Regions from separate parts of the Homo sapiens genome. Here region 2 is linked to region 1. A link is an interaction called in ENCODE POLR2A ChIA-PET data of the cell type or tissue named here. Cell type or tissue: PC-9. All regions are shown on one strand. Links, peaks and the distances in the headings refer to the core of each region. The heading gives the core; the rest is flanking DNA. Region 1 overlaps CPED1 (cadherin like and PC-esterase domain containing 1). Region 2 overlaps CPED1 (cadherin like and PC-esterase domain containing 1).

What was found. Peaks named below come from ENCODE experiments on the same cell type or tissue, not always from the same donor. Only the 100,000 strongest peaks of a DNase experiment are listed, where the experiment ranks them.
Region 2: POLR2A ChIA-PET joins it to region 1 with 5 read pairs; 3 of 35 experiments call an interaction of 5 or more read pairs at or near these places.

What each region holds. Positions count from the first base shown.
Region 1 is chr7:121,094,802-121,111,753 of GRCh38, forward strand. CPED1 (cadherin like and PC-esterase domain containing 1) reads left to right here. Exons shown (of 23, transcript NM_024913.5): 6 at 2,898-3,030; 7 at 5,125-5,293. Among named protein-coding and RNA genes, the nearest start is that of CPED1, 110 kb to the left of the region's middle. RefSeq lists a silencer at 13,224-13,273. In PC-9, for the core only: no CTCF peak of the experiment used is centred there; a DNase peak (open chromatin) is centred at 8,080; H3K4me3 peaks cover 833 bases; H3K27ac peaks cover 1,989 bases.
Region 2 is chr7:120,996,029-121,012,980 of GRCh38, forward strand. The region is part of intron 2 of CPED1 (cadherin like and PC-esterase domain containing 1); the gene reads left to right. Among named protein-coding and RNA genes, the nearest start is that of CPED1, 16 kb to the left of the region's middle. In PC-9, for the core only: no CTCF peak of the experiment used is centred there; no DNase peak of the experiment used is centred there.

The DNA of each region.
Region 1 (16,952 bases), core at 5,921-10,920:
ATATTAAAAGATATTGAAAAGCAGGCTTCATGCATCCCTAACAAATTGTTCACTTTTATTCTGGGTAAACTTTACTGATCATAAAGTTACAGGCTTCAGGGCTCTCTAAAATAAGCTAAGAGTAGCCAATAAATAAAAGTACAGCACTATCCACCATATGGTATTTCACATTTTAATCTATTTTCCATTCAGTTTGCATATTATGCGGGCAGGAAAGCCCTAAAGAGTCATGCCTAGGTATTCCATATTAAGTTACTTTAACATTTTTAACAAGTATATGTTAATGAACTAGGCTATTTGGAAGACTGTGTCATACAGCCTCATCACCCAAATCCCTTCCAAAAACAGAAGGTCGTTTGAGCATTGTTTGTAGGAGATTTCTAGGCTCTTTGAGTGTGTTGGTTGGGCTATGGAGAAGGGGGATGGATTAATAAATGGATTAGACTGGACTGTTGAGAGAGCCCTTGAAGGCTATGCCAACAGATACAAGAAATAGTGCTCCAGACATACCTTTATCTGTTAAATGATAGCCTAGGACACTGAAATGTTTACACGATTATTTATAAAATTCCATAAAATGCATTTGCAGCTTTTAAAGATATAAATGAAGCTTATATCTAAGTTGTGGCTATAATCAAGTTAAATGAGAATAATTTTAGAGGGGACAGCTAATTACAGAGGTTTTTTTTTTTCTTTTAGAATAATAAAAAGTAACATCCAAGCCTGGAATAATATAATTGGAAGCCTAGAATTTATTGATATATGTATACATATAAAAATAAAGGTAACATTATTTTGCTCAGTATTCATTTCCATTATCCGATCACAGTTTCAGAGATTCATGTGGAAATCTGACATAGTCTTGGCAATTCCTGTATTGGACCCCTTCAGTTTCATGTATAGCTCCACTTGAGCTAAACCAGAAAAAAGTGACATAAAATTGTTTATTCTTTTGACATGTTTTTTGACAACTTCCTCAAAACCATTGAGATACTATCTTGGCACAAAACTTAATATGTCTAGCTTCTTTAATGTCAAGTGTGCTTGGGTTTGAAATCAATTCTGTGCTTTTTGGCAGCAAGGTAAGAGGGAAATCAGAGTAAATTATACTTTTCTCATACTATACAAAAGAAGCCTCCAAATCAGCTCTTTGGAGAAACAAAACTTGTCCTAGTAATAGACTCTGAAAACATAACTCTATTTAGTAAAATTTTAATTAAGAACACGTATTTTATTACTGCAAATTGAAAGGCTTACATAAACATTTCAACTTTTTAAAAGTTGTGATTCCCAAGAAAAGAAAATTAACTTAATGGCTGTTCATTCATCACCTCCAAAACCAAAGCCATTTGAATATTTCCTTTATTATGATGTATTAGAACTTCATTAAAAGGGAAAACTTACAAGTAAGTTATCATTTTTGGAGGAAGATCACACTGTGCTAAATAATGAGATACGGGAATACATTGAACAGCTTGACTTCTGCTGACTTTTACTTAAGAGTGTGAAGTGTTTTAAATTAGACTATGTTAGTATTGATGAAATGTGCACAAAGGGGAAAAATAATTTAAAGGCTTTGTTCTATTTTGAGAGCTAGATAAATTATATAATTAAAAAATAAAGCACTGTGACCTGGGATTAAGAAAACAACTTCTAAATACTGTTGGAGAGAGTGGAAATTGGAGCAACCATTTTGGGAGGCAATCTGGTCATGTCTAACAAATTTGCAGTGCGTTTACCATTGACCTGGCAATTACACATACCAATACAAATCCGCCACTAGACAAACTTGTAAAAGTACACCAAAATAGATGTATAAGAGTATTCATTGCAGTACTTTTGAAATAGCAAAAGAAAAACATTACAAAAATAATGTAAATACACAACAATAAAGAATGGCTAAATCAAATGTATATTTATTTATTTAATGACGCACCCTAAGCTATTAAGAGGTATGTATGAAATAACTCTGAATATGCTGATATGGAAAGGATGCCAGGATGGGTTAGTAGGTATAAATAAGCCAGACATATATTATTATGACACCTCTTTGGGATAATTAAAAAAACAAACAGAAATACCTACATATATAGGTTCATGTAGATACATTGATATTTATATTAATTACATCAACTTTTATATTGAAGAAATATATGCATCTGACCCAATGTGCTTATTCAGATCTTACAAGTTAATACGTAAGCATTGGTTTTTGGTGGGAAGAGGTTCTAGATAGAAGTGAATTGGAGGATGCTTTTTCTGCTCATTTGATTGCTTTCTGTAATATTTGATTTTTGTAATCATGTATATGCAATAACTTTATTTTTAAGCATGTCCATATGAGTGTTCTTAAGTAAACCATTATTATTGTTCTTTATTTTTATATACCTTAAAATCCAATAATTAATATTTTATAAGACAATAAAGCCCTGTTGTTGAGATTCCCAAGGTCAGGAAGCATAACAAAGTTTAGTATATCAGCATTGTATTGTCAGGAAATCAGCTCAAGTTTTCTATGTAATATTCTCATGACAAACAAAAGTCTGCTCTTGCAGCCACCACCCCCTCATTGAGAATGCATCCCTTAGCTTTGTAGGATAGATCAGCTTGATGTTGGACAGTTAGAGACATTGTATCTACCTCCCCTTCTGAGCAAGAAAATGAAATCAATTATTACAGTTGTTTTCCTCCTCTGTAGTAAGAGAACATATGGCAAACAAAGGCCTCTCTAAATATGCATTCATACTTAGTGGATCCATTTTTGATTCAGAATGGGGAGAAAAATGGTTGCATATTTCTCATGTACCCTGCAGTTTAATACAGCATACTCTATTTTCAAAGCAGTTCCAGAAAGAAACAATAAAATGACTGTCTTCTGCTCTCTTGAATCTTTTCAGAACTGCAACTTCCAGTGAGTCCCTCTGTGTGTCTGGATCAGGGAATGCAATTAAAGCCGAGTACTTCGAGTCACCTTTTAAAAACAGTGAAGCCACGTGTGTGGAAACCAGGGGACTGGAGTCGTGAACAGCTGTAAGCTAATCATTTTGAATTGTTATAACCAGCATGCATTGTAGGAGACAGCTAACAAGAGAAAAGCACAGAACAGATATGGGGGGTTCACATGTGTGAATTATTAGTTTCTCTTACATAAATTTTCAGCTATCCTTTTTAAATAAAGAATGCCATCATTGACTTTCTCCTAGATTAATTCAAACCTGTCCTGCCAGAAAATAAACATTTGGGTAAATTGGACTCTTATCTAATAAGTTACATTAAAGGAAATTGAATTTAAAACCTTGACAATGCAAAACTATAAAATTTTAACTTCCATTTTATACTCAAATGACTTTGCCTTAGACTATGAATATGGCTGGATGCATTTTTTTTCTGCTATTTTTTTTATGGCTCTTAGCATCTAAGAAAGCATCTGCTGTGTATCAAGTTATCCAAGTTTTCTCCAGGGAAAGGATTTTATAATGTAGATAAATTATAGTTAAAAATTAAGAGGTTTTAATTATCTTACCCAAGACACAAATAAGTTTGCCTCATCTAATTTTATAATTATTAAGTAGTATTTAAACAGTTAATAGTATTTATTGAAGAATCATATGCATCTTGTGCCAACCTAGAATTTTAAAGTTTAAAGTAGGCCAGGTGCAGTGGCTCATGCCTGGGATCCCAGTGCTTTGGGAGGTCAAGGCAGGAGGATTATTTAAGCCCAGTAGTTCAAGACCAGCCTGAGCAACATAGTGAGAATCCATCTATACAAAAAATAGAAAAATTAGCCAGGCACAGTGGTGCATGCCTGTGGTCTCAGCTACTCAAGAGGCTGAGGCAGGAGAACCAACTGAGCCCTCGAAGTGGAGGCTGCAGTGAGCTGTGATTGCACCACTTCACTCCAGCCTGAGTGACAGCAAGACCTTGTCTCAAATATATATATATAAAAATATATAAAAATATATATAAATATATATATATAAAAATATATAAAAATATATATAAATATATAAATAATATATATATAAATATATATATAAATATATATGTATAAAAGCACAGTCCTTTCATTGATCAAACTTAGATATTTAACATTTAGAAATATGATGTAGAAAAGCAAATAATTATACATTTTGGTATCATTTATGATGAAAGCATATTTGTTTCATTACAAAATATTAAACTGGTGTTACTTTTCCTTAGTAGCCTGAGGTGTTTTTTTAATTTTTTTAATTTTTTAATATTTCATCCCTTAAGTTAACTCTTCATTATCTGGGAGTAGGGACATTAGGTAAGATTGAACTAGTGGGGAAAGTATTTTCGCATATTCTTGGTGACCTGTCCACTATTTAAAAACTTAACATTTTTTTCTAGAGAAGAAAAAATAGAGCAAAGGTAGGCAGAGGTAGAAGCTTTTAGAAAGTTTCACCCAAACTGTAATTTATATCACTTTTGTTGCAATGGTATCATGCATCTGAGGTCACGGGTACTGTAACTAATTTATATATTTATTTTTTAAATTCAACTTTATTCTACATACTACCTTTCCACCTTTTTATTTAATTAAATTAATTAATTTATTTATTTGAGACAAAGTCTTGCTCTGTTGCCCAAGCTGAAGTGCAATGATGCAATCTCAGCTCAGTGCAACCTGCGCCTCCCAGGTTCAAGTGATTCTCCTGCCTCAGCCTCCCAAGTAGCTGGGACTACAGGCCCATGCCACCATGCCCAGCTAATTTTTGTATTTTTAGTAGAGACAGGGTTTCACCCTGTTGGCCAGCCTGGTCTCCAACTCCTGAGCTCATGATCCGCCTGTCTCGGCCTCCCAAAGTGCTGGGATTATAGGCATAAGTCACTACGCTCAGCCACCTTTTTTACTTTTTAAAAATACTTTGATTAAATCTGCCAGAGTGGGGAACTATTACCAATTTGACTCCTTCTCGCTGTACCTCTCCACCACCTGGTGGTGATGCTAATAAGCAACTGAAATTGTTCAAGGAAACCCACACACTGAGGGCTGGCGTCCTACAAAGGATAGAAGCAGTTTACAAAGCTTGTAGGTAATTTACAAATTATGTACTCAACCCTACATTATGGAGCGCTAACTATGTTTTTTTTTTTTTTTAGGAATGAAACGACAGTCCTTGCTCCACATGAAACAATCTTTCGAGCCGAAGATCTATCTGTGATTCTTAAAGCGTATGTGTTGGTGACGTCCTTAACCCCTTTGCGTGCATTCATTCATTCGACGGGCACAGTTTGGAATCCACCAAAGAAAAAACGCTTCACTGTCAAGGTAAGCTCTCGGTTGAAGCTATTATTTCACGTAAGTACACTGAAGTAAAGTAAAGTGAGTTGGGCTGCCATTTTCCCACCTTTATGGTTATCAAATCCCATTGAACAAGGATCACATCTTTTTTATTGCCGCAAGAAAAGATTTTCACTTAATAGGTGCAGGTTTAAAAATGAACTGGAAGCAGCTTAATTCACTAGGGATCACAAAGGCTACATTCTTTTTTCTCAATTCATCATGATAGTTCAATTCTTTGATCTACTTATTACAGAGCTAGTTCACAGCTATACTCTGTTTTTCTTAATTTTTCACTTATTCAAGAAAAATATAGTCAAGGCAACAAATGAAAATACAATTTTGCCTTTGTGCTTTTTGCTTCACCCTTAGGAAGCATAATGCTAGTTCATCACACCAGTCAATATGGAATATTTGCTGAGTGAAAAATAAAGCTCTCAAGTGTGCCTAATATAGCAAGCTATGACATAAAGGATAATAGGGAAGATTTCAGGGAAGAACTCAATAATAATCCCAAAAAGTTTAATAAGTTATAAAAGGTAGCTCAGGTCAACTTGGCTGAAAATGAGATCTAGTGACAATATGTTTGATAAATTTGAAAGAAATTTTGATTTTACAGTATTTTATTGTTCTGCATACCAAAAAGAGGAAATAGAAATGGAAAGAATGCATAGGGTCCCTCATAGTTTGAACAGATTAGAAAATGACTGAACTTGATTTTTTTCAGAATTTACCTTCATAAACTGAATTTTGAATTTTGGAAAATCTTCCACCTCAAGAAGAAGGCATGAGCAAATTTTAGAATTTATTTCTGCCATCTTATTTTTTTATTTAGTATGCTTTCTTTTTCTCCTCTTAAACTTTGCTTTTTCACTGAAAAGCTTACATATTCTTCTGTAAGTTTAAAAGTTGTACATTCTTTACCTATATAACATACAGTGGTCACTGTTAATTTAAAACATGCACTCATTGTTTATGTTTTCCTATGATTTCTTAGACTTTTCAATATCTCTATCTGCTTCCCAACCTTGCCTTCTCAAGACTCTTTTGGTCTCTGTACCATGTCCCCAAATCCCATTATCACAATGTAGATTTTTAGTTTTAGTTGAAATAATCACTTGTTCCCTTTTTTGGTTTTTTTTTTCCTCAAAAACAAAACAAAACTTTATCAAGACACTTACCATCCTTACTTCCCCACATTGTTTACAATGCCCTCCTGGATTTATTTCTTTTATTATTTGAGTGTTTTCAATTTGAGTCTGATGTCCTTAATCTTTAATTCTAAAAATTTGTTTTCATGATTTCTTGAAATATTTTTGCTCACTGTTTTTATTCTTCCTTCTCCTGTTGACCAGATTTGATCCTTCCATTTCTATTTATATTATTTGGCTTTTCTTATCTGCTTTCTGGAAGCATTTCTGTTTTCTGAGACAGTTCTTCAATCTTATCTTTTGAATCGTACAATCTGTGTCCGTTTTTGCATTGCTATAAAGGAACACGTGAGGCTGGGAAATGTATAAAGAAAAATGTTTATTTAGTTCATGGTTCTGCAGGCTGTACAAGTATGGAACCAGCATCTGCTTGGCTTCTGGTGAGGCCTCAAGAAGCTTCCACTGATGGTGGAAGGCAAAGTGGGAGCAGGCATGTCACATAGTGAGAGAGGGAGCAAGAGAGATGCCAGGCTCTTAAACCAAGCTCTCCTGTGAACTAATAGAGGGAGAACTCACCACAGGGAAGGCACCAAGCCATTCATGAGTGATCCACACCTGCAACCCAAATACCTCCCAGCAGGCCCCACCTCCAACATTGGGGATCATATTTCAACATGAGATTTGGAGGGGGCAAATATCCAAATTATATCAAAATCCTTCTTACGCTATAGCTTTGTTGCTGTCTCATCCGTTGTTTCTTGTATTTCAGTTATTTATTTAATGCTGCATGTATAACTTAAATGCTCATGCCCCTTCACTTAAAAACTATGTATATTTTTATTTACTTCTGATATTTTTTACCATATTTCCTCTTTGTTCTTTTTAATGACTTCTTTTTCACATTTTATTTTGCTACTATCTTCCATTATTTCCTTGAGTATATTGCTGGCATGCTTATTTTAAATTCCTCATCTATCAGTTTTGGTAGCATGATATATATTGTTCAGTTTGTTGCCTTTCTTTTGAAGTAGCTGTATTTTTTGTGCATTCTCTATTTTGTCCTTTGAGCTTAAGTCCTCCTGCAGACATTATTTATTCCAGCTAGTATGATGTTTGGGGAAGGTCAGTCCTTTCAGGTGAATCCAAGGAGAAGGGACAGAATGTGCTCCAAACATGAAGAAACCACTTTTGGTCACTTCCCTTTGTAGCCAGGTAACTTCCCTGGTCAGAATTTCACCCCCTAAACTCTCTTAGGCATAAAAGCACAGGGAGGAAGCACATCTTCCTCCGTTATATGTCATCAAGGCTGAAGGTTGACAGACAGTAGGGTGGAGGAGTGAATGCCACATGTGACCAGTAACTCCATACAGTTTTTCCTCCTTTCTCCCAAGAAATTTAGCAATCTGAATCCTGGGCCTGGGCTTAGCATCCTTAACAAGGAAGGAACAACCAATAATTGCCCTAGAGGAAGACAGGGGAGAGTTAGGAGGAAAACGAAAATATTTTCCTTCAGCCTGTCCTCTCAAATAGCCTCCAACAACTCCCCTCCCCCAACTCCACTTATCCCTGACCGTGGCTACCACTGGTCAGACCAGTTCACAATAGCTCTAGACTCCCTTTCAAAGAGGTGTTTGTTATTTTTCTTTGTTATCAAATTCTTGCTTCATTCTCATTTCACCTGGGCTAGTGAATCATCTTAACAGGAAACTGAAGCTCTTAGGTATTTTAAATAATTTTTAAAGTATTTTTCCTCTTTGTATGTAAGTGCCGCTCCCCCTACCCTGATACAAATAACAGGCTAATTTTTATGATAGTTTTTATTTATGTATTTCCTGAAAATAAATGAAAAAAGAAATCTCCTTGTGATCTGGTTTTCTTTAGATTTTCATGCTTCATTCACTATCTCCTTTCTTATTCATATTTTTGTCTTTTCTGTGAGACAGATGCAAGCTGCGGTTGTAGCATAGGAAAGCATGCAGTTCTTGTCATTTTCATCCTCTCCTTGGGATTTATCTTTTCAAGATCTTGCCTGATTATTCTGGACAATACTGTTATCTCCTCAGAGGGAGGTAGTGCAGCTTCCTGGGTCAATGTGGAGAAAGTGATTGTTTCCTTACTAGTTCAAAGTTACGCTTGATGATACAGATAAGTTTCAGAAAACAAGAGGATATTTATTTACCCTTCAACTGATGTACTTGTTATTTCAGTTAAAACAAATAGATTATAACTCATCTGTTAAATTACTTAACCATCCTCAGAAATACTGCTTTCTACTGGTATTTTTAGATGTGAAAAAATACACAGAAACTTCTCACTGCTAATGTGGAGGACAAAACCAAACCCACTTTAAAAACTACCCACGCTATACCAGCATGTTATTAAACACTGTCCTTAAATTCCACAAAACATAATTTTGTGTGTGTGTGTGTATGTGCACGTGTGTGTGTACTGAGTACTGAATTCAAAGCCCAAATGACTTAGTTAAATCAGTAGTGATTTATGTACTGTGTGATGAGGCAAGCCCACTAAACTAGTTATCAGTGAACATTTATAGAACATTCTGGCAGCTAAAGAAGGTATGAAGGCAATAACAGATATAACTATGAGCTCATTTATTTCCAATTAGGTCTTCTGCTGAGATACTTTATCTGTTAAAGCTTTGGAGAGAGTAAAAAAAATCAAGAAATGCAAATTTGAGGAATAATGGAAAATAGAAGCTTTGTAAACTATTTTTAATGCCCTTCTACATAATAAAATATTTAAAAATTTTAGTGTTAGATGTTTCCCAAGGATGTTCAAACCTAAAATCAGAGGAAGTTTTGAAAGGGAAAAATTCGCAAATGTAATATTTGCTTACTATACCATTTGATCTGATTTTAAATCAACTCTATTTGTTGCTGTTAAGACAATATCATTTACTTGATGAGTATAATAAATCTAATTTTAAGAAATATTTTATTTTAAAATGTCTTCCCTTAAAAAGCTCTTAATTATAAAACTTCAGTTTGTATCTATAAATTCACGAGTAAAATTCTTTCACAAATATTCTAACTATAACTTTTGGTTAAATGCATCTATGTCTGTCTTAAAACACAGGTCATAAAGATTAACTGCAAGAAATGTCATAAATTTAAATTCGGTTCTTAGAGCAAAAAGTCACAAGTCATCCCTTCATCCGTTGTAAATCACAAAATAAGTTACCCAACAGAGAGGCAACTGTAATATCTGTAACTTTTTATGATGTCTGAAGATTCTTTGTACTTCTGACCATATTTGACTATTTTTATGAAAATGTATCGCTGAAGAGATTTGTGACTTCTGGCAGAAAAGCTTGTCCAAAGCCTTATTTTGTCCAGTCAAGACATAAATTAATTCATTGTTTGATCAGCCATCCCATATTTGAAGATGTTAGATTTGTTGCTATTCCATATTTGACATCAGATATAAAGTTATATGAAGATGATTCCTTGCATATAATCAGCTCCCTATAAATGTCTCTTCGATTGAATTGAATCAAAGGTCATTAAAAAAATTTTAACTGCATGAAGAAATTGCCTGAGTCTACTTTATCCCTAACTGCTATAAGCCAGCCACTCTACTTTGCAATGATATATACATGATATAGGTAAATATTATACAAATGATCATTTGTTTTCCAGTAAATGCAATAGACAGATGTCATAATCTGAATTTCTGGATAAGGGCCACTTTGATAGAGATAGGGAAATCTGGGATACCGTAGCCTTTTTTCAAGTCAGATTTGTAAGTTCTAAATCACCAGCTCTCTACCACCGCTGCACTGGCCTTCAGGGGACCATTCTTCCATCTCCAGTGCTTGCAGTTCCCTCTCACATCAATACAATCAGCAAATGTGCACAGAGGGCAGAGGAGAACTGTGGCAAAGAGAGGAATGGTGTTATGTACAAGATTCCTTTTAAAAAGATGCATATATCCCTTATTCATTTTGGAAATATGACACAGTTGTAGGGATGAAGTTAGCCTCATTTGTCGTCAATATTTATGCACTGCCTTTGATAATGTTGGGTGAGATTGCTTATATATTCCCAAGGTAAAAATGAGTAATGTCTTTGGAAGAAAGTATAAAGTGACAGTATGGTTTTTCAACCTTAGGAAGTGTTCTTCCCCTGATCTTCATTTTATGTCCAAAACTGCAGGCTACGAAGCAGACCTTGTAAAAGGCTTTTGACTGAGCATCTGGCCCTTCGCTAGGCCCGGGAGATTTATGTCAGCTGTAGAAAGAATGTGAATAAAAGTCTTCTCCTGAGAGTTTGTAAAAAGAGTTGACGTATTACTTAACCTACTTTTGCTTGAATTAAATTTTAAAATTGCATCAGGGTGTTCATTTTAAAGTATGATTTTATATAAATAGAAATTATAAATAACCAGCATGTAATTGAATAAACTTGTGACCAAAGCTGACTTACTTTAAAAACTTTTATAATAACTGCAAAGTAATCAGCCCACATTGATGTTAGATTGCACTAATACTCTTTATAGCAACTTTGTGTCTTTTTAAAAAGCAATTCATTCACTCATTCATTCATTCCTTCATTCCCAACTTGGTTCTATTAAAAGATTTGTCAAGTCATTTTGTACATTCGTTAATTCTGAAGGCTGAACTTGGATGATTATCCTAAATGTAAAGAAAACTATTCATTAATGATGATCATCTTTATCTGGCCAAAATGATAACTTAAGCAGATGACTCTAAGCCTCAAAAAGGCAAGCAATGTGTTTGCATTTCCAGAGCCTCACAGAGTTCCTGGCGCATGGCAGATGCTCAAAAATGTTTATCAGTGAATCGTTGTCTATCATCCTTATTTTAATTAAAGGTACCTCATTAATAATAACTTATTAAAAACTGCCATTTGGGGAAAATATGATTTAAGAGCAGGTTCTACAACAGAAGATAGTATTATGGATTTACATATTCCATCATTGTTAATTCAGGCATATTTTCCCTTCTGAACTAGGGTAATGAACGCATAGACATATGCAAATATAATTAACTAACATAATGCTTTATATAGGTAGATGCTATATAATGCTTTATATAGGTATACACATATATGTGTATATATGCCTACATATATATATATAATGTATTATGACAGTGTAAAGGTAAAACCTAACACTAATGAATAAATTTGCTAATTATTATTGCCTTTAATACTAGAAAATCAGTAGGCAAGTGTTAATTATATATCCAGAAAAATGGAGGTAAGCTAATACTCAGGGATTTCAGTGTGAAATCAGGTGAGGTAAGTTCATTCCTTCTTCCCTCCTTCTGGATGCTTGAAAGATGGAAAAGTTCCTCAATAGTACTTTGGAGGATAGAATGTATGTTTCCCTTCTCAGCTCCTCCCCTTCACCTGTCCTGTTCACAGCCTGCTTCTCCCTGGAGCCATCAAGGGAAGGTATATGCTGGGATGAGGATGGGACCCAGTTATGGACTTGAAAAGAGCAAGTGTTGTTTCTCTGAACTGGATCCTGGAAGTGTATTGCCCGTGAACTTCACAGAAGCTCTTAAAAATTAATCTCTGCGGGCTCTTCCTCTTTCTGCCGTTGCCCAGCACAGTAATGTCACTCTGATTTCTGTTACACCTTGCCGATAACAAGTTTATAAAATAAACAAGTGTTTAGAGTAAAAACCAAGCCTGGGAAAAGAGGTCTAGTGTAAGCAATCTTTCAAAGCACTTTAAGCGTCCATAGAGAGCAGCACCATCTTAATTTTTTAGTTTCTTATTATTTCTTTAATAGATGAGCCAGCTAAGCCGTAGAGATGTTCGAAGACAGAACAGCTGTATTCCCTTTCTTCACTACCCTCATGCAAGAAAGGATTGTTAAGATGGATCTTTGGGAAATGGACCATGAATTAAGGCAAAACTCCCTGCAATCTTCCTAAATGTTTTCATTTCTGTACAGACACCTAGAGAGTTATTGAATTTAATTTTATAAATCTTTATCCCTAAGACTTTAACAACAAGGCTTAACTTTTTCATCACTGTGGTAATGTTAAATATCTTCTGATGACAGGAAAATATATTGGAAGGAAAAAATCACATGAAGTCAGCAAACAGGAGAACAAAAACCAAGAGGAAAAATCTACTTGCCTAAATCTTTTTGAAATCCTTAAAAGAAGAGAGTTTGCTTATTCTTTATTTATGTAGGAAACAAATCTTCAGTGCCTGGCATAGTAGCTAATATTCAGCCGATTCAGGGAGAGAGAAATGAATTAGAATAGAGACTCCACTCATCAAATTGCTGAAAAGAATAATTAGTAATAAAAATAACTCCTTTACAAAGTGGTATGTGGGTGCAAAGTAATAACAGTGAAAATAATGGCAGTAATTGTCTCCAAAAATTAATCGCTTTAATGCTTAAGTTTATTACAGAATATTTACTCAGTGGGGAAGTTAAATGATTTTTACACTTTTACTTTGGGTATAGAAAAAAAGTAAGTTTTTACCAGTACGTTTTGAAACTTATTAAATGTATATCATTTTTGAGATTTTTATTAACAATATCCTTTATTCCTTGAGATCTGTCTCAAAGGCTGACAAATTCTAAATATAAAATATCCTCAAATGTGCCAACTAGGTAAAACTGATTTGTCTGCTGAAGGAAGACAGGCTTTTGCTCCCTTCAGGAGAAAATCTGACTTGCATTTGTCTTATGTGATTTATTCATTGTAAGTTTAAAATGAAATACAGCCTTTTTCCTTCCATATATTAAAATGTGGTTTCAAATTTAGAAGAAACAGCAATCTTTTTTCACTAAGGAAGCCTACATAGCAGTGAGATGGAGCAAAACAATTACTGTATTGCCCCCTAGTGGTCTTTTTTGCTATTGTACAAATAGTCTGAGCTGTCCAATGGCAAGAGGAAAAAAGGCAAAAATGCTTAGCAAAGCATGGAGCATTTTTCCCCCATTGGATTAAACATATTTATTTTAAAAAAGTTATTTTATAACCCATACTTACAGTAAGAAAGCTGTGCTTTTAAGTAGATTGCGAATGATGATAATTCCTCACTACAATTTAAATTACCTAGGCCACACAATTATTTGGAATGATTTCAGCATTTGCCAGCCACTGGACATTGTTTTTTCACTTAAGAACACTTTGTAAAATTTAATATGCAGTGCTATTAAAGAATGATATCCCTCAGATGACTATATGTTAAGAAAATTCATTCTTCCAGCTCAAATTCATATCATAAAATATAATAATCTTAATTTTTTTCTATGGAAAAGTTAAGCCTATTAGTCATAAACTTGTGAGTATACATTTAAGTGAAGAAATGTACATTTTGTAATGTTTTTTTCATATAAGGAAATTCAATGATATTTTCTAGAGCTCTTTCTCCTCAAGGAATTTACTTGAGAGTGGTATAAATATGCAAAGTACACAAATATAGGATATTTTTATGGAATATGGAATACTGACTTAGAAGAAATGACTTATAAACATGCTATACTGTCTTATGTGTAGATCATACAAAATATGTCAGGGATGTTGGACTGATTTCCATAAAACTCTAGTCTAAGCCAGTCACCACAAGCTCAAAAACACCACCCTGTCCCATTGCCCAAAAATTAAGACCTAAACTTTTTTCCTTGGAAAAACAACAACAACAAAAAAGATTTTGCAACACATAGTTTTAAACTTACTACACAATACCAGTTTTAAAATTACTGTACAGTTAGAGCTGGCATTTTATACTTAACATGTAAGACTGCACTACTGTACCCATGAATCTTTTGTGTTACTTCTATTTGATTACAACCTGAGCCTCAAATCTGCTGTTAACTGGAATTCCTTTAAATTATCTAAATGACCTGATATTATGATATAGAACTGAAAATTTGTGTTTTATTTCTCTGAGTGCTACTGAGGCAGCAGAAATGGATTCTCTCCCAGGACTCTTCAGATATATTTTGTATTCTCTACCTTCTGCAACATAAAGACGTATTTCATTGCTTTTGTTAGATCTCTATGGAGCGTCTGCCTATAGGGCGGTCATTCTCTCATTGCGTCACTGGCTGACACAGAGCATTCCTATACACATCACTCTGTCTTCTTTGTCTCAAAACAATTTGTCCTTTCACTCCCTATTCCTAGCCTGTAAAAGCAGTTCTTAGAAGCTCGATGAAGCAAGTCTTTAAAATTTAGAGAAAGGGACTTCAAACAGGAGAGGAAATTCCAAGCATCCCTTTATTTACATATATATCCGTATTCATATGCACTATGTTTCCCCTCTACATCAGCTTCTTCTTATTTGGTCTCTAGTTTTCCGGAATCTAACAGTTCCAGGTACCATAGCCTCATCAATCTGTTTAAAAAACATACTGTTCCAAACTGATGCTTTGGTAGAAATTTCTAGTAGAATAACTTCTGAATAACTTCTACTAGAAATTTTTTCAGATATATTTGAAAGGTATAAGAATTTTTCTATGTGCTTGATTACTCAGATTATCTACATGAAGAATATTTGTTCAAATCACACACAGAGAAATCATTACTTTAAACTCAGAAGTCACAGAAGAAAAACATTATGCTAAGGAAATATATTTCATTTTCATGCCTTCAAGGAGTTACTGTTAAAGAAATGTGATTTTACAACATGAATAGGACGATGATTACATCCTTTCAGGCTGAGTAATAAGCAAATATCCAATTGCATTTTTACTTTAAAGGAGAGAGAAATAAATCACCAGCATTAGATCTATAGCACTGGATATGCAGGAAAGAAAAGAAAAATCCCAAGCCATACTTCTACAGGTCTGGGGATCGGTGTGCAGTAAGAAAGTCCTTGTACAAACTCTATGACCTTAGACAAATCTGCTTACATCTATGGACCACTTTCCATGTCTATAAAATAGGGATGGTTTTCCTATGAGTTAAATTAGCCTTTTGATTCCTGCTACAAGTATTTACCGGCTACCTCTTATATGCTAGATGTTATGTTGGGCTCCAGTAGCATAGCAGGAAACAAGGCAAAGTCCCTGCCTTTGTAAAGTTTATTCTTGTATGGAATGACAGATGAAAAACAGATAATTAATTATACACATATAAAGAAATTCAGATAGTTACAGGTATTTAATATATCTAAGAATGAAATGAACAGGATGGATGTTGACTAGGAACTAACTGGTCTGCCCACTTTATGAGAGGTAGAAAGATTGCCCTGAATAGGTGATATCTGAGCTATAATTCTGTGATGAGACTAAGTGCCATTTCAAGAGATGACAGTAAAATACTCCCAGCAAAAGGACAATTCCAAAGGTAGGAGAGTCTTCACATATTCAGAGAATGCCACAACCACTGACTGTGTAACATGTTGAACACAGGGTGAGTGGTAGAGAGATTGAGAGAAAGGCAAGAGCCCAATCACACAGGAGTCAGGAAAGGTAAGAAATTGAATTTTTTCCCTATGGGCAAAGGGATGCCTCTAAAAGATAGTGAACAGGAGGCTATCATAATCTGATTTACTTTTTAAGCCCATTCTGCTGCTTTGTGGAGAACAGATTGAAGAGAATTGTGAACAGAGGCAGAGAAACCAGTTGCAAGGCCATTCAGGGGTCCAGATGAGGAGCATGGTGGCTTGATCTAGGTTGGTGAGATATGGTAGTCTAAAAAAGGAGAAATGTGGATACGTTTTGAAGGTAGAAACAAGAATTGGTGTTGGGGTGTGAGAGGCTAAAGAGAGAGGGTTCAAGGATGACTCTTCAGCCATTATTTGAATGGTGGTGCCATTGACTGAGAGATCAGATGGGGGAGCAACCAGTCAGGAGGAGGAATGGGAAAGAGAAATGTGAAATGAGGAGGTGGAGAGGCACACAGGTTCCTGTTCATACAGCAGCTTACCTGTTGAGGCTGGTTCTTACTCATCTACCTCTTCTCAGCCCTTGGTTGCTCTGTAACCTGACTGAAGGCCCTACCAGAAAATTTTTCTCCTGGACAATTTGGTGATTCTTTTTCCATTCACTTCCTCTCTCTGCCTTTCTTCTCCCCAGTCACTGTAACCCCTATTTCCAACAGAAGTATCCTACCACTTCTAAATGAATAGAAGAATAACTGTAGCTATTTGCCCATCCTGGTGTGACAGGGAGGTTCCCACAGCTCCAGGTACCCATTGCTATAAAAACAGCCTTGGCAGGGGTGCCTGTTTCTCAGCCACCATAAAATTGGGTTATTTTCAAATAGATGGTGCCTCAAATCACAAGTCTAATCTTTTGAAGGATAGTAGAGTGGTCTAGTGTGATGTATTCAGATAAGAAGGTGAGAACATGCTTAGGAAAATGCTCACCCTAAAAAGGGTTCAATCTATTCAATGTTTGGGATGGAAGCCAGAGTGAAGTTAGAGAAGTTTGAAACAAATAACTCAATCAGAATCAGCAAGGCTTAAGTTGCATTCTAAGCACTGAAAATAAAAAAGAAAAAACACATGAGGTTCTTAGATCACCTTCTCCAT
Region 2 (16,952 bases), core at 4,331-9,330, 100 kb before region 1:
AGCACTTTGGGAGGCTGAAGCAGGAGGATCACTTAAGTCCAGGAGTTCAAGACCAGCCTAGGCAAAATAGGGAGAGCCTATCTCCACAAAAAGTTAAAAAAAAATTAGCTGGGATTGATGGCATGTGCCTGGAGCCCCCCAGCTACTCGAGAGGCCAAGGTGGGAGGATTGCTTGAGCCAGGGATGTCAAGGCTGCAGTGACCTGTGATCATGCCTCTGCACTCCAGCCTAGGTGACAGAGCAAGCTCCTGTCTCAAAAAAAAAAGAAAAGGGAATTATCCTTAGAAATTTTTAATAGAGGTAAAAAAACCCCACATATTATAAAATTTAACCTCTTAACCATTTGTGAGTATACAGTTAAGTAGTATTAATCATATTTACATTGTTGTGCAAAGTCCAAAATATTCTTGCCTTGTTCACAGCCCTTATTCAGAAACATTAGTCTCAACCAGCTTGCATGTTGCTTCCTCTTCTCCTTGGCATCTGGCCCAGATCTGGATTTCCTCCTTGTGGTTTATATATTGCCTGTAGACATGGTGCTCCTTTTTTAGCTCTAACTTCTAATTTCTCTCTGGGACCATGCTGTGCATTTAGCCCTTTATTATACTATTATAATTTTAGTAAATATCACATGAGCACAGCCCTTATGGCTATGTAAAGTGGAATTTTCTCTAGTCCTCCAAATTAATTCAGATAAGAGTTCATCAGATTCCAAAATCTTAGCATCTATCTTCACAATCTCAATGCTGTGTCCTTGTTGTCACTAACCTAGACTCATTCAGTGGTTTAACCAGTTACCCCTCCATCTGCCTGCATATTCTAGGCAGTCTGTGCACAGGTCCCATTAATACCTCTGCTGAAAGCTTTCAGGAGTTGTAACGTTGAGCGCACTCAATTGAGTAGAAACCACACTGATCCTGGCATGTTCCAACATACTTTTCCAGCCTTATCTCTACCCTGTCTCTATGTGTAATCCATAATCCATAATCCACCCAACAGCCTGCCTATTTTCTAAACTCCCACATCTCTCCTTCTGTCAGGAGTCTCCTCCAGGGAGCCTGCTCTACTCAATACCTCTAGAAATCTTCATGATCATTCTTAAAGCTTTTGAGAACCTATGGAGTTTCACTTCCTTCATTATAGCAGCCCTTATCTCCATAAGTGGATGTGTGCTTAAACATCCCTAATAAAACTTATGTTTCATTGTAACTATTTATAAATGAAGGAACATTAGAATGTTAGAACTGCAAATAAGTTAGAGATGATTAAGTTCAACATCTTTCTTTTTTAAGTGAAGAGAAAGAAGGTCACAGAAAGAAAGTGGCTCTCTCAAAGTAACATAACAAGTTGATAGTGTGGACAGGACTGGACTGAGACCTATGTCCTTTCTATTTTATTATAGCCCCATATGCTAACTCCATTCATTGGTATTATGGGTTAAATTGTGTACCCCATCCCTGAAAAGATATGTTGAAGCCCTAAACTCCAGTACCTCAGAATGTGACCTTACTTGGAAATAGGGTTATCGCAGATATAATTAGTTAGGATGAGGTCACACTGGAGTAAGGTGGCCCCTAATCCAATATGACTGGTGTTATAGGAAGGCAGTAGATGGGGCGTGGTGGCTCACACCTGCAATCCCAGCACTTTGGAAGGCCAAGGTGGGTGGATCACCTGAGGTCAGGAGTTTGAGACCAGCCTGGCCAACATGGTGAAACCCTGTCTTTACTAAAAATACAAAAAACTAGCTGGGCATGGTGGCGGGCACCTGTAATTCCAGCTACTCAGTAGACTGAGACAAGAGAATCACTTGAACCCAGGAGGCAGAGGTTGCAGTGAGCTGAGATTGTGCCACTGCACTCCAGCCTGGGTAACAAGAGCAAAACTCGGTCTCGAAAAAAAATAAAATAAAATAAAATAAAATAAAATAAAATAAAATAAAATAAAATAAAAAATAAAAAGAAGAGGACAGCATAGGAAGACAGAGACACACAGGGAGAATGCCATGTAATGTTGAAGGCAGAGATTGGAGTCATGCAGCTGCACACTGAAGGACACCAAAGATTGCGGCAAACCCCCGGAAACTCGACAGTCAAGGAAGGATTCCACCACAAGTTTCAGAGGAACTGCTGACACTGTTATTTCAGGCTTCTAGCCTCCAGAATTACGAGATTTAGTAAGCAAGCTTCTCTTGTTTTAAACTATCCAGCTTCGAATACTTTGTTACAGCAGCTCTAGGAAACTAATAAATTTGGGAAGGCAGAATAGTTAAGTACATGAACACTGCATTCAAATTAATACCATTTATTAACTTGTTACCTTGGGCACATTTCTTGACCTCTCTAGGATTTAGTTTCCTTACCTGAATATGGATATATTATCACCAACTCCCCAGGCTAACATGATCCTTAAATGAGATAAATCACATGAAGCACTTAAAGTGTCTGGCAGATAGAAAGCACTCAATAAATATTAACTATGAAAATAATTATTATTTAATTTCCTTGAAGACTCCCTCCTCTCTGTGGACCCTATAGACCCTAACATTTGGCCTTCACAAAGTCAGTGAGCAATAAATAATTGCTGCAATCAACATAAGTCTTTGGATAAGAAATGTCTGAGATGAAAGCTTTGTTGAGTTTCTCTCTCTATCCCCCAGCCTCTAAGCTGTTGCCTTTTCACAGTAAAATGAATCTTTTGAAACAAAACCAAACTTAAGGAGGCTGATATATCACTCAACGTCAGACTTGCTTATTTATAGGCAAGTCTTCAGTTTTGTGGAATCCTTTTTTTTTTTTTTAAAGTCTGAGATGCTGAGATGAACAGCATGTTATAGCTGGGGATGGGGAGGAGTGAGTTCAGTGCAGATAGGAGGAAAGAGATTAAGATTTTGGACCCTGAGTAACATATCTATTCATTGGTTTATTGTCTTTCTACACAGAATATAAGCTCCTTCAGATCAAATGCTTTAGTTGATTGGCTTACTGCTACATCCCCAGTGTAAAAACAGCCTCTGATACATAGTGAGCATTGAATAAATATTCAGTCGATGAATGAATAAATAAATGAATGATGAATTTGAATTTGCCAACTCTAGAGCAGGGCAAGATATGAGAGGAACTCCTTCTCCCTCTTTTCTTTCTCTTGCTGAACTCAAAAGTCCTCCACTTCTCCTTTTTCCTGTACAAGTATCCCTTGATCTCTTTACTGTACTATCTCTTGGACTTCTGGCTAATGGTAATCATCATGCCACTTCTACATTAAAGTTGATTAATTATCTTTGATTAATTAACTATCATTGATTTCTCGTTATCATCAGCTCCTTTGTCTCATTGAAGTCCTTAGCCTATAAACATTCTCAAGTATCTACCATAATAATAATAAAAATAACATCCTTTCCTAATCATTGTGCCTTTCTAATTACATCTCTTCTTTCTTATCCTCATTGTCACCATCATCTAACCTCTATTTCTGTTAAGGAATTTCCATTTTTAACAGATTGATCCTACCTAAAATTGAGCCATTCCTTTTATAAATTTTTATATTGTAACTGGATTGGAAGATGTAGATTTTAAAATCTTGCTGATGGAATTTAAATACAGGAGTTTATGTATACGAGGCTCTCAAGAGATGTTATCAACACACTAACAGGTACGCAACTTCCATAGAATTAGTTAGGCTGCCTGATGAGCATTTAATGTTTGTGAATTTATCTGAGACAGTTGATTAGAGCGATGTTAAATTTTTATAATGAAATATGCATATGGGTGAAAAATTGCTCATACTGAGAGAACTTAAACAAATTCAAATTTGTTTACATTAGATACATTTTAATGAAGGCTTGATGAAGCTCAAATTTCAACAAGTTATATTAAATGTCATATGTATCAAAGAATTAATCATTTTATAAGTGTCATTCTCTCTTGTTTTTTCAGATAGTGGCAGGAACTTCTGCTTCTTTCTCCCTCTAAGCAATTCTGTTTCTTGTTTAAATGGAATTGAAAATTCATATAAGATAAACCCTCTGAAATGGAAAGCACTAAATACACTGACATTATAAAAAGGGCTTCCTGTTATCAACTCTGAGTCTGTGGCCTTTTGGGGTGAAAGGAATGTTTTGGTTTCGTTTTCCCCCTTGGCTTCCTTTAGATATTTTTTCCAAGGGATCTGTTCTCACTAAAAGAATGAGCTCATGTTCTAACATAGGATTTACGTTCTGTGGCAGAAACTACACCAAATTTGGAAATTTGCAAGGTAAACAGAACTTTGTCAACTTTTGCACTTTTTGGAGACTTGTTCAAAATGTAACATTAAGCATTTTGACTTACCACATATGGAGTTCGGAAAGAAACGTGACAATAAAAGACTGAGTCGGCCATGTATAAGGATCTTAAAAAATTTTATTCAACTTTCAATTAAATTCACTAATAGAGGCTAGGGGTATTTACGATCCAAAATAATAGATGGATTAAAATAATTATCAAGAAGAACACATGGATTTGGCAGTGCAGAATGGGCCTTATCATGTTCCTTGACATATAACTACCTTTGGTGTCCCTAACCTTTATCTGGGTGTTCTCAGTAGGAACCCCTACCGTTCATTTATAGTGCAGGCCAGTCAGAGTAACTTGGTAAGAGGGAAACTCTGTAACTCTGCATATGACTGTTGAGAATAGATCTTACAATCTTCAGCACAGCTTTCAATCTCAAGCCTGTTAAGTATATTGAATAAGAAGCCTAGCAGATCATGGGTATGTTGTGAAATACGTTGGTCCAAATTCCAGCTTTATCCTAGCTATAGGACAACTGGTAAATTTTATCTACATTTTTAAATCCTCAGTTCTCTTGTTGGAAAACGTAACTAACCCCTATTTGTGGGAACTGAATAAAAATCATATGTTTGAAAGCATCAAGCATGGTTGTTGGCCAGAGTCAATGTTCAATAAATATTATGTGTGTCCTTTCTTCCCCTGAGAAGCTGGGTTTAAGCTCTCATCTCAAAAACAAGCACTGGGTATATGTTACATTATATTTTCTTCAATAATGCATATGTAGCATGTATTTTTGATTGTCACCCTGTGTTTTCTTCGGTACATTTTGCTCAGGTAAATGTTTGAAGCTACTTGTCCACTTTCCTTTTTGGCACCTATAGATACAGTCAAATGCAAGCATATTCCACGGGGTTTCCAGGGATGTGTATAATACTTCCTCATCTGCTCAAGAAAGTCACTTTGACTGCCAGGAGTCAGAATGCAACATATCTTCCCTCATTTATTAAACATAAATTATTCATAAATTTTGATATTTTAGTTCTTTTCATAGCAAGTCTCTTGTAACATACATCACAGCTGATCTTGACAAATTGAAGCTGGTAATTGCTGACCTGAGCATATTTTGAGTATGCTTGAGAGAGGGATTTGGGGTAGCCAATCTAGGAAGAGTCAGGTGGAGCAAGAAGCCTGATGGTAATGTGTAACTATGGGAAGAAAATGGAATTTACTTAAAAAATAATATTGCTCCGGGGTCATAATATTTCTTATTTCTTTTGGCATAGGAAAAAGTAGGTGGCGTTAGGGTGGTGGTGCAGACTTCTAGAAACCACCAGAACAAACTGTTAAATTAGTTCATGTATCTGAAACAGATCCTGCCGTGACCCATTCAGCCTTTCCAAGAGAAAGGGAAATTACCTGGGACTGAAATGGGGAATCCCAGTTTCCATAATGAAGAGTTGAGTGACCATGGACAAGTGACTTCTTTGTGTTTTATTTTCCTAGTCTGTGGTCCAGGGATTGAAATGCCTGTCACAGAGGTGCTATGGGATCTAATTAGACACTTTAGCTGAGAGTACTTTGAAAAACATTGAGATTATAAAAGACAGAGGAATATATATTTTCATATCCAAAAGAATGATATCATTAAAATATTCTCATTGCATTTGGTGCCTCTTGGGAAAAGAAGACACACACACACATATATATATATAAAACACAAATGTGATTACTGGAAACACTCTTTTCATTAAAAATTTATAGTATAGTGTGCTATACAAATGCCAAGTTATAAAGTTATGTTTCAAAATGCCACTAGGAGTCCAAAATTGTGCTGCTACAATTGAGTTTCCTCTTGATGTTTCACTGTTTCTTTAATAAGCAATAGGAAGTATAATAGCATTCCAATAGCTACAGCCCTAAGCCTACTTCTTCCCTAGTGGAAAATCTAGTATTAATTTAGCCAAAGTGCACAAATGCTTCAGGAAAAATGGAACAGGAAATTAACTTTTCTATAGTAGTGAAGGAACTACCCGACCTTAGCAAAGCATCAATCAGAAAGCTGACTTTCATACTGAGCAGTAAACCTTCCCTACTGGACACACCCAGAGGGCAGAAGTGATTTTGAATGTTTCCCTTTACTCCCCTCTCTGTTATTATCTTTAAGAACTATCTTTTGTTTTTCTGAATAAACAGTGAAAACATTAATAACACATCTGAAACTCCCAATCATACAAGCTAAACCTACTTATCTAAGTATTTTAGAACTACATAAGCTATTTTAAAAGCAGATAGGTTTGAGGCAGAGTTAGTTTTCTTGTGGGGGAGTATATGAAGATAGGGAAGAAAGGAGGTGAGTGTACTATGTTTCTTTTAAAAAAACAATGATTAAAGTATGACCATGTTTGCTTTTAACAAACTTGTTTTGCCTGAGAGCAGATAAACTGTATTTGCGGAAATATATTCTGTCAGACATATAAACTTCACAAGCTAGAATTGTCTCCTATTTTTCTTGTAAAATAATATCTTAAAAGGAAGCCCCTTTTCTGGGATATAAATAGGAGTATGTCTCATTATCCAATAATGTGTACGTAATCCTAAGCACATTTCCAAAGTAACCAAGCATTTATAGTAATGTAACCATACCCTGTGACATCTAGCATTAAAACAAAACCTTCCAATAAATTACTGTCAGCTGGATCAGGGCAGAGACCAAGTTTACACAATTCCTGGCACATAATATGTCGAATGAATGGATGAACAAGATCTAGTGTAAGTTCATTGCGTATTCAGTATAGAACTCTCTGTGGTGGTCAGCAGTCCTTGAATTCTTCTTTCGTATTTTCCATTCAGCTCTTAAACTCTGATTATTCCCAAACAACGTCCCCACCCAGGTCTTCCTTCATTCAAAAGATGTCTTCACCTCCTGCCTTCCTAAGAAGACCAAAGCAATTTGTTTGACCATCTAAGACATGATTTCCACTTTAGACCTGACTGAGACCTACTGCTAGACCCTTTAAGAATAAACTAGAACTCTAGGAAAGGAAATTCCTTTTCCAGCCAGCCACAGAAGAAAGCCAAAAGCTATTCTGCAACACAATTGATCCCATAAAGAAAGGATTAGAGAGTTTAAGGACTTGAAAACTTGATATCAGTATTAGATCATGTATTATTCCTTCCTTTAGGAAAGAGTGCTTATATTTGGGAATTTTAGATATTGGCATTTCCTGCCAATTTTTGATTGTAGGAGCAAGAATCTGGCCATCTGATACTTAAACATTCTAGAATGAATATGTAATTTGGAGATCTCCAGGGCTGATTTTGAAAGAATATGTGAGGTTTTGTTATGATACGTTAGTGTGATTGTGCAGCATCTGGCAACATGAGCAGGAACAGGTAGACAGGGTAGAGTGGAGGCACCTCTCGAGGGAAAGCATGGGAGGGAGAGTTCTTGGATCTCAGTCAGGTTGGAGAAAGTGTTACCCAGGGTTGTCTCAAAGGAGAGCCAAGGTTGCATGTCAGTAATGGCCAGTAAACTGAAAGGACCAGATAAGAAGGCCACGGAGAGTGAATAGCCATGAGGGTAATAAGAGTAAGCAAGAAAACAGAATGAATGCCCAGACATAAATGTGTGCTGAAGGAAACTTGGTCTACTTCTTTTATGTGGAATGTGGTACCTCTTCCCCACATTCTTCTTAATACCATGGTCCCTCCATGAATAGGATAAGGCAACGTTTCTCTGGGTTTGCCAGGTATGTGCCTCTATCCTGCAGCCCTTCATTCAACAAGAAGTGGAGCCGATCTTTACTGCCCTGGAGATGCAGAGCCACCTGCATGAAGGATGTTGGCTATCCATCCTTAACCATCTGTTCAGCTCAAGGGAGCCCTGGATTTCTGGGGAAAATCCAGATGAACTGGTTGCTACATGCATCTGAATGCCAAGGGGAGAAGGCAGGAGCCAGAGATGCTATGCATGGGATTGACAATGTTAAACAGTTGAAATGGGCTTAGAACCTATCCTCCTCCTCCAGGGGGTATAAATGTGGTGACTGGATAGGCAGTGGATGGAGAATCTCTTAATCCCTAAATCAGTGCCTGAATTCTACCCTTACATCCGGCAGGTGTTCCATTAGGCTGGACTCTGCCCAGAGGAGGACATGTTTGCTCTGTGCCAGAAAGAGATTCTAGGCCGGCTGCCACAAGTTCGTTCATGATGACCCATTGCAGAACTCTGGGCTGTGTGTGTGTGTGCAGAAGTGAAATGCAAAGGGGACAGCAGAGCTAGGAGAACAACTGAGGTCACAAACTGGGCAGGATGGAGGTGGGAGGATGAGAAGCACATTTTGTGGTTGGGAAAGTAGATAGAGAAGAATGAAAATTGAATGGAGAATTAAAGCAAGGAATTCAGGAATTTCTAGGGGAACCCTTGGAAGACCCTAAGAGTAGACACTTGTGACCATATTTTCTGAGCGATAAACAGAGAATGTAATGTTTCATAAAGGGCTAATATCCTAATGTGTGAATTTATTTATAGAACATAACAAAGTAAAAATGAAGTCATATGTAGTTGTACAATTAACAAATGGACTAATTTCTGGTCCAGCCCCCAAATCTAAGAAGTATGTTCACTGTATGTATGACATCATGCCCCTATGTATTTTTATAATGATATGTTTGCTCTAGCACTGAGTTTTTATCAGAGAATAATCATAGAGATAATGGCTTATTTAGTATTTTAAAATTATTTAATGTCTCATATATAAACACTACCTTTTTGTATCCTACATGTAATTTGACAGAACGCTTATGAAACAATATGATTAAATTTTAAAGGCTTGTGTTCTCATTGTTTAACTCCTGCTTATGAGCGAGAACATGTGGAGTTTGGTTTTCTGTTCCTGTGTTAGTTTGCTGAGAATGATAGTTTCCAGCTTCATCCATGTCCCTGCAAAGGACATGAACTCATCCTTTTTTATGGCTGCATAGTATTCCACGGTGTTTACGTGCCACATTTTCTTTATCCAGTCTATCTTTGATGGGCATTTGGGTTGGTTCCAAGTCTTTGCTATTGTGAACAGTGCTGCAATAAACACATGTGCATGTGTCTTTTTAGTAGAATGATTTATAATCCTTTGGGTATATACCCAGTAATGGGATTGTTGGGTCAAATGGTATTTCTGGGAACATCACACACTGGGGTCTGTCGGCGGGTGGGGGGCTGGGGAGGGATAGCATCAGAAGAAATACCTAATGTAGATGACTGTTTGGGTACAGCAAACCACGATGGTACATGTATACCTATGTAACAAACCTGCACGTTCTGCACATGTATCCCAGAACTTAAAGTATAATAAAAAAATTTAGAAACGAACAAACAAAAAAAGCTGTTATTCCCCATTTAAAAAAAATTTAAGGGCTTTTACTTAAACTATGTTAATTTTTCAACATGTTCTTTTGTCTGACAATTCTTTAAGATCTATTTCTCTAGTAATATCTTACGCTTGTGTGGGACTCCATATTTTGGAATGCTTTTGTCTAAACTGAGTCACTTTGGATTCTTACAGTAGCACAAAAAGTAGATGGAAGGTGTCAGTGCTCATTTACAGATGAAGAAAATGAAGTTCATCAAGTGGAACTTAATTAGTGTCAGCTGATCATGAGTGGGGTTGGGGGAAATAGAGACTTGAGATTCAGGAGGCTTTGTGTTGTGGCTGGAAAAGCCTCAAACTCAGATTCAGAGTCTCTGGCATCTGTGAAAATGTTTGGTCGACCGCATGATGCTTAGGTATTGATATTGTTGTTGTAATTGCCCCAATGCTCTTTCCTTTCTGCTATATTGCCTCTGTATAGACTTACTATTTTAAGGCTGAATTGCTGAATTAACTTGTTGTTTTGGCATCAGGGGACAGAGACTTGCTATTATATTAACATTTTTCAAAAGAACAAGGTCTTTCCTTGTCCTCTGCTTGTTATTTCATAATTGTGGATTGTCAATTCTCTATTTTCTTCATTACGGACGTCCTTTAACTACTGCTGACACTGTGGTAAGACTCAGAGGGCAATAAGAAACCTCATAGAGTCAGCTGGAGAGCATTTACTTTAACACCAGCAAAAGCAATCAGGGCTTGGAGATAGAAAGAAAATAACTTCTTCCTTCTGTTAAGTGCTATGTGAGTGTCTGAGAAAGACAGGACAGGGATAGGGGAAGAGTCTAAGGAAGAGGAAAGCAGAGGGAAGGAGAAGAGACTAAAGAGGGACACACTCAGGAGTGATTTTCATTGGCTCCAAAATAGGGAATCACATCAAATTGTGTCAAAAAAGGAAAAAAAAAAGGTGAACTACGTTCTCTTTATCTTTTCAAGTTCTATCTTATTTTCAAGTTCTGTCTTATTCTTACAGACATAATGAAGGAAACTGTCAAGACCACCATCTCTCAGCTATCCCTGTGTTTTTGTAATCTCAGTTGGATCTGTGTTATGTCTGTGAGGTTACAGTAAATAGTAAACTGCTGACCCACAGCTGTGCAACGTGGGTGGCATCTCAAAGGAGCCTTGAAGAGGAGGCTGAAAAAGATACTTTTTCAGAAAAGAGAAAAGGGAAAATTTAGGAGAAGCAGAAAAGGGAAAGAGTATAGGTTCCTTCACATTGGTTGAAACGAATGAGCATTCCAGGGGAGGTGGAGGCTGGCAGACAACAATGAACACCAGGCACAGGAAGGCTAGAAGTCACAGCTGGTGATCCTAGATATGCACTTTAGGAGAAAACACTGTCCTTGTGTTCTTAGTTTTGCCTTTAATTTCTTTCTGCCTCCAAGATTCACCCTATGCGTAGGGGTTAGCTTGGGGAAGGAAGGAGCCTCACTGGAGCCGAAGCTATACCCAGCATGATTCTACATTTGCTGGAGTTTGAAGCGTTGCGAAACTGTTCAGGTTGCATTTTTTTTTTTTTTTTTTGTCTTGCAACTTGCACTCTTCCATTCTCCATTCTCTCCTCTCTTCTTCCTTCAGTTACACAGCTCTGTGTTGTACACCTTTTTCAGAAAGGCACCGTATGGTCCCAAAGTTTTGAGTGAGGAGAATGGGCATTAAACATTGAGGTTACCCAGGAATTCTCAGAGTTTACCTTCAGATTATATGTTTACTGTTTTATAGATTTGATGGAAAGTCTTCTGATAAGGAAAAATCATGACCGATCTATAAGGTATCAGTATTTCAGATGTGAACTAAGGCAACTAAGGCATTACAGCATTTATCATTAATTAATTTCTAGCCTGGGATGTCCAAGTCAGGGTCTGCCCTGCTATTCCTTCTGTTTTCTTCTTTTGTGCCTTCTTCCCTTCTAATAGAAACTAGGCTTACAGACTCCCTTTCTGTTTACTGAGTGTCTTCACAACAAATTAATTTTCCTGAAATTTTCTCTCCAATACTGGAATGTTTTCATTCTCTGTACCTTAGCTCTCTCTTTCTCAGTTACACATAGCATTATTTGACCATCCTGTTGCTGCTTCTCTTTGCTCTTTCTACACCAAATCAGGCTCCATAGAACAGAACTCACTGCTCAGGCCCTCACAGTTCTCTCTCTTCCCAGGCTTCCCCTGTATGGTTTAATGCCTCCTTAGGGCAGGTCTCAGGCATCCCTCTTATGGTTTAGTGACTCAGGTTACTTTCACTGTTTTCTTTTCTTTTCTTTCTTTCTTTCTTTACCTCTTTTTTTTAACCTCTTTTCTGCAATATGGAAGGGGTGGCTTGCGGTTTTTAGAAAATACTGCGATTCAGGTAGTAAAAGTCTCGCCTTCTGAAATTCTATCAGGGTACTCATCCATCCAGAAAACAAAACAAGAAAAGCACTCTTTTTCTGTCTATACTAAGTCCAGTTTTCCTCATCTGCCTCCTTCCTGACATGGCTTTAGTAAACCAAATCAAAGTTCTTCAAAGTCGGACCTACGTATAAAGACCAGCATAGAGTTATCAACCTTTAAATTCTCCACTACTCACCGCATTTAGGTTTCCTACTAGCTACTTAACAAGATAATAAGTAGCATTGCATTGCTCCATTTTTATCATCATTGCCAGTCATTTCTTGTTTCCTATCTGACGCTATTTGCCACTCACAATAAAAAGTATTATGGTACTGGCCTTCAAGGTCAACAGCAAGGACCTTCAAGAGAAAAAAGACAATTCTTCAAGGCAAGGAAAAGATAGGAAGATAAATTACTGATTTAATTTAATTACTTATTTTCTTTCATACACAATATTCACAATATAGGCAAGCATTAGTTATAATAGACTTACTTTGGATTAATCATTTTGGATTAATTTGGATTAATTTGGATTAATCAGAATCAAAAGACTAATCACCAAATCATCTAAAAGAGCTCCTGGATCATTCTTTAACAAACCAGAACTCTTATCTCCATAGGAAATTATGTGATTTCATTAATGGTTTATTGCTCTTCTTGCAAAACACTAGCCCTCCTAGTGAGGGCTAGAACCTGGATAGGGTGCTTCACTGTTGCATTCCCAGACCCTAAGACCATGCCTGTTACCTAGAAAATGCTCAAAAATGTTAAATAGACAAATGAAAGAATGATGAGAACAAGCCAGAGGACAGAGGCAGAATCGGTTTTGCCATCCAAAATCTGTCCCACTGGGTGCTTTTCTTCAGTATCTCTCAGCAATCCCAGCCCAGGTGCAGGACAGGCACGTTGCTGAGATCTCCCTCAGGTCCCTTAGCTCAGTGTTTCCACAGCATGCTATGCCTCCTGACTTACTGGGTTTATCCTAGTTTATTATAACTAGTTGCTTATGTCTGATTTTCTTGGTGGGCTGTTAGCTCCTTAAAGGCAGAGGATTTACTGTGGATTCCAAGCTCTTTCATGTTTGATGTTTTGCCATGTGGATGTGAAGGAAGTGCAGCACAGCAAGGAAATTTAATATATTAGATAGAGGGTGGTTGGAGTGTTGGACCATGGAATCTGAACTGCAGAGAGAGAGGCTGAGGAAAAAGGAGGCCAGTAGAAAGTTCAGGCTGGCCACAGTGGCTCATGCCTGTAATCCCAGCATTTTGAGAGGCTGAGGCAGATGGACTGCTTGAGCCCAGTAGTTCAAGACCAGCCTTGGCAAGGTGGTAAAAGCCCCATCTTTACAAAAAATATTTAAAAAATAGCTGGATGTGGTAGCATGCGCCTGTAGTCCTAGCTACTTGGGAGGCTGAGATGGGAGGATGGCTTGAGCCTGAGAGGAGGAGGTTGTAGTAAGCCTAGATCATGCCACTGCTCTCTAGCCTGGGTGACAGAGCCAGCCCCTGTCTCAAAAAAAAAAAAAAAAAAAAAGTTCACATTAGGTGAAAAGACTAATGACTAAAGAACTAATAAATTTGAAATAAATGAGAAGAGCCAGACACTTCAGTGCAATCAAAGAATGGAATATCTCATTTTATAATTTCAGGGGAGGGGCTGTTCTGAGACCACAATGTCTAAGATATGGCCATTGGAGCAGGTGTTTGAAACGAAGTGGAGGAGAGTCACTGGAGATGAAGAGGTCATGAATATTTTATGGTTTGAGATGCAAATATTGAACCTTTGACTGAAATATTCTGGTAGATTTTTTTCCACCTAATAGTTAAATAATTAAAGGGCATGCATGTATTTATAAAAAATAAGCTCATACTTTACATTTATGTATTCATTCATTTGCTCATTTATTCATCCATTCCTTCTTATTTAGAACCTGGCAGTAAGTTGCATATACAACAATGGCCAAAGCAGACAAATCTAGGCCCTCATGGAACAGAGTAGTAGGAGAAGTGGACATTAAACAAATAATATATAGTTATACATTGTGAAGTGTGCCCTTGGGAAAATTACATTGAGGGATATAGGTGATAATGGGTTTTGGTGATGCCTGTTTAAGTGGGTGCTATTTCATCAAAGCTCTATTGGGAATACATTTTTTTTTAATTTTTAAAAATTTTCTTGAGACAGTCTCGCTCTGTCACCATGGCTGGAGTGCAGTGGCACGATCTCAGCTCATTGCACCCTCCACATCCTGGGTTCAAGCATTCTCCTGCCTCAGCCTCCAGAGTAGCTGGGATTACAGGCACACCACCATGCCCAGCTATTTTTTCTATTTTTAGTAGAGACAAGGTTTCACCACATTGGCCAGGCTGGTTTTGAACTCCTGACCTCAAGTGATCCTCCTATTTTAGCTTCCCAAAGTGCTGGGATTACAGGCGTGAGCCACCACGCCCTGCAGGAATACATTTTTGATAAGCAAACTTTATTACTTTTTTATCTCTCTTATTTGTATATAAATCCACAGGTGAGTGAACTTGCCTATCATTAGATGTTGAAGGTTGGGATAGCCCCAAAGTACGGTTTGGGAGTACAGTCAGAAGATGCTCAGTGATCTGGAGTAGTTCTGAGAAATGTGTAGCCCTCCCATCATCAGCTTGAGATTCAGTTAAGTCAGCTGTAAGATGCAAACAGAAGTACACTAAAGCTTCATTTGGAGAGGGACATGCTTTCAAGCCTCACCTTGCATATCCAGAAACCTGTGGTCCCTAAAGTGTCCTGCAATTATAACATAAGTTTTAAATAGAAAATGTATATGATATAGATCCTAGAAAATTCCTTCCATTTACTTCTTACATTCCCTAAAATAAGAGTACATTTCACCAGTGGGGAAAAGAATCTGTATTTTATTCTTACAGTGCAAAAATGAACACATAATTCACTATGATAGACTCTATAATATTTCTAAAATGCCAAAATCTGGACCAGGAAGGCAATTTAACTTTTAGTCATATATAACACACATCCAAAGTCTACTATATGAGTTGTATTTGAACATCAAAAGATGTCATAAATACATGGCTACTTTAATAAATCCAGAAAAAAATCTTTCTGCTATGTGAAAAAAAAAACAAGTTTTATTTTTCAGCCTTACTATATTTTGAAGAGCTATATTTCTTGGCTTCACGGTAAGTCTTAGTAAAGATTTTTAAATGTGTAAGTAACTGAGAAATATAGTACTTTTATAAAGTAGCTCTTTATTCAATTTTTACTGTAAATTCATTATTTTGCTTAAATATTTAACTCTATATTTGTCATTCTTGCTAGTATTTACAATTCTATTGAAATAAATTTGTTAATACAAGTCTTAACCACTTTCTGTTCCCAGTCTTCCATGGCTGTATTTATAACAAAGACTTCTACACATTGAAGGAAAAGATGTTTGTATTCACTCATTCAAAGAATATTTATTATGTGTCTCTTATATGCCAAGTACTGTTTTTAGGCTGGGAAAGCAAAAGTGAACAAAATGGTCAAAAACATGTGCTTTCATTTAGCTTCCATCCTGGTATGGAGAGACAGAAAATAAACATAAGTTTCCAAGATATGGGAGGCCCAGGAAAAAAATCAAATAAATTTAATAAGTAAACAAATTATATTTATGCATTAAAACATAATCGCTCCTGTAGAGGAAAACATATATCAGGTATATGGAATCATACACATTATTGCAAAAATGCTTTTTAGGACATAGATCAAACCAAATTAATTGAAAGGCTTATGGAATTTCGAATATAAAGTTACAATATAATATTATTACTCAGTTTTATTTACATATATTTAACATAATTTATTGGTGAGACACCACGTTGGACCCTTTCATATTGAAAATTCATTTAATTCCCAATACAACCTCATATAGTAGGATTTGTTACTTCATTTACACATGTGAGAAAACTCTGATGTGTGTAGATTAATTAATTTAGCTCAGTAGATGAAGCAAGCAAGTGATGGGGCCAGAATTCAAATCCAGATTTTTGATTCCCAATCTTCTCTTTTTACTCTACTTTGCTGCATCCAATGCTCCCAGTACTTTATGACAACATTCTGTCCTTTGCTTTATCTCAGATGGCATAAAGTTTTCAGATTTTGACATCCTTTCAGTAAAAATAAAAAGTGTCCAGTTATAAAACAACTTTTATGTAGTCTAGCAAAGGGATTTCTAAGGAAATATTTTGCAACTCTCTCAAGATGAGAGAGAGGCAAGTGAACACTCAGAATTAACATTATGTAACACTCATTCTTTTCTAAATTCTGGGCCAGCAGTGTTGTGTCAAGTGAAGTTGTTGTAGTGGTGGCCAGGTGAAATGTATTCTCTTCCATTAAAAATATACCTTTGGAATTGTGGGAATAATCAGGACCTCTTATTTCTAAAAGTGCTGCTATTAGCATTTGATGATCTCGCACTTGCTAGTGCGGTTGACATAATTGTTCACATCGTTTTAATTTCACATACGCAATGTGTGCACCTGTTGTCAGACCGGCTAAAACTGTTCTTGCCCTTTGGTATTGGGCCATTCTGCTGATACAGTGTGTTATAAATATGACAAGGACAGCAGCAGTTTGTATTACAGGATAATACAACGTAATTCTACTGACAAGCTCATTTCCTATTTACTCTCTATAGTCTGAGATGTGGGTTAAAATTTCAGTCTATGCTATGATGGTTATTACCAAATATGGCCAATAATTAAACTTTATTTAGAATATGCCTTCTACAGGGTATATTAGTAAAAGTTACATTGTTCTTGCTTAAATTGATCTTGACTGGGGGAAAAGAGGATGGTATCTTTCAAAATAAAAACTACTCAAAGTTTTAAAATATCCCTTCC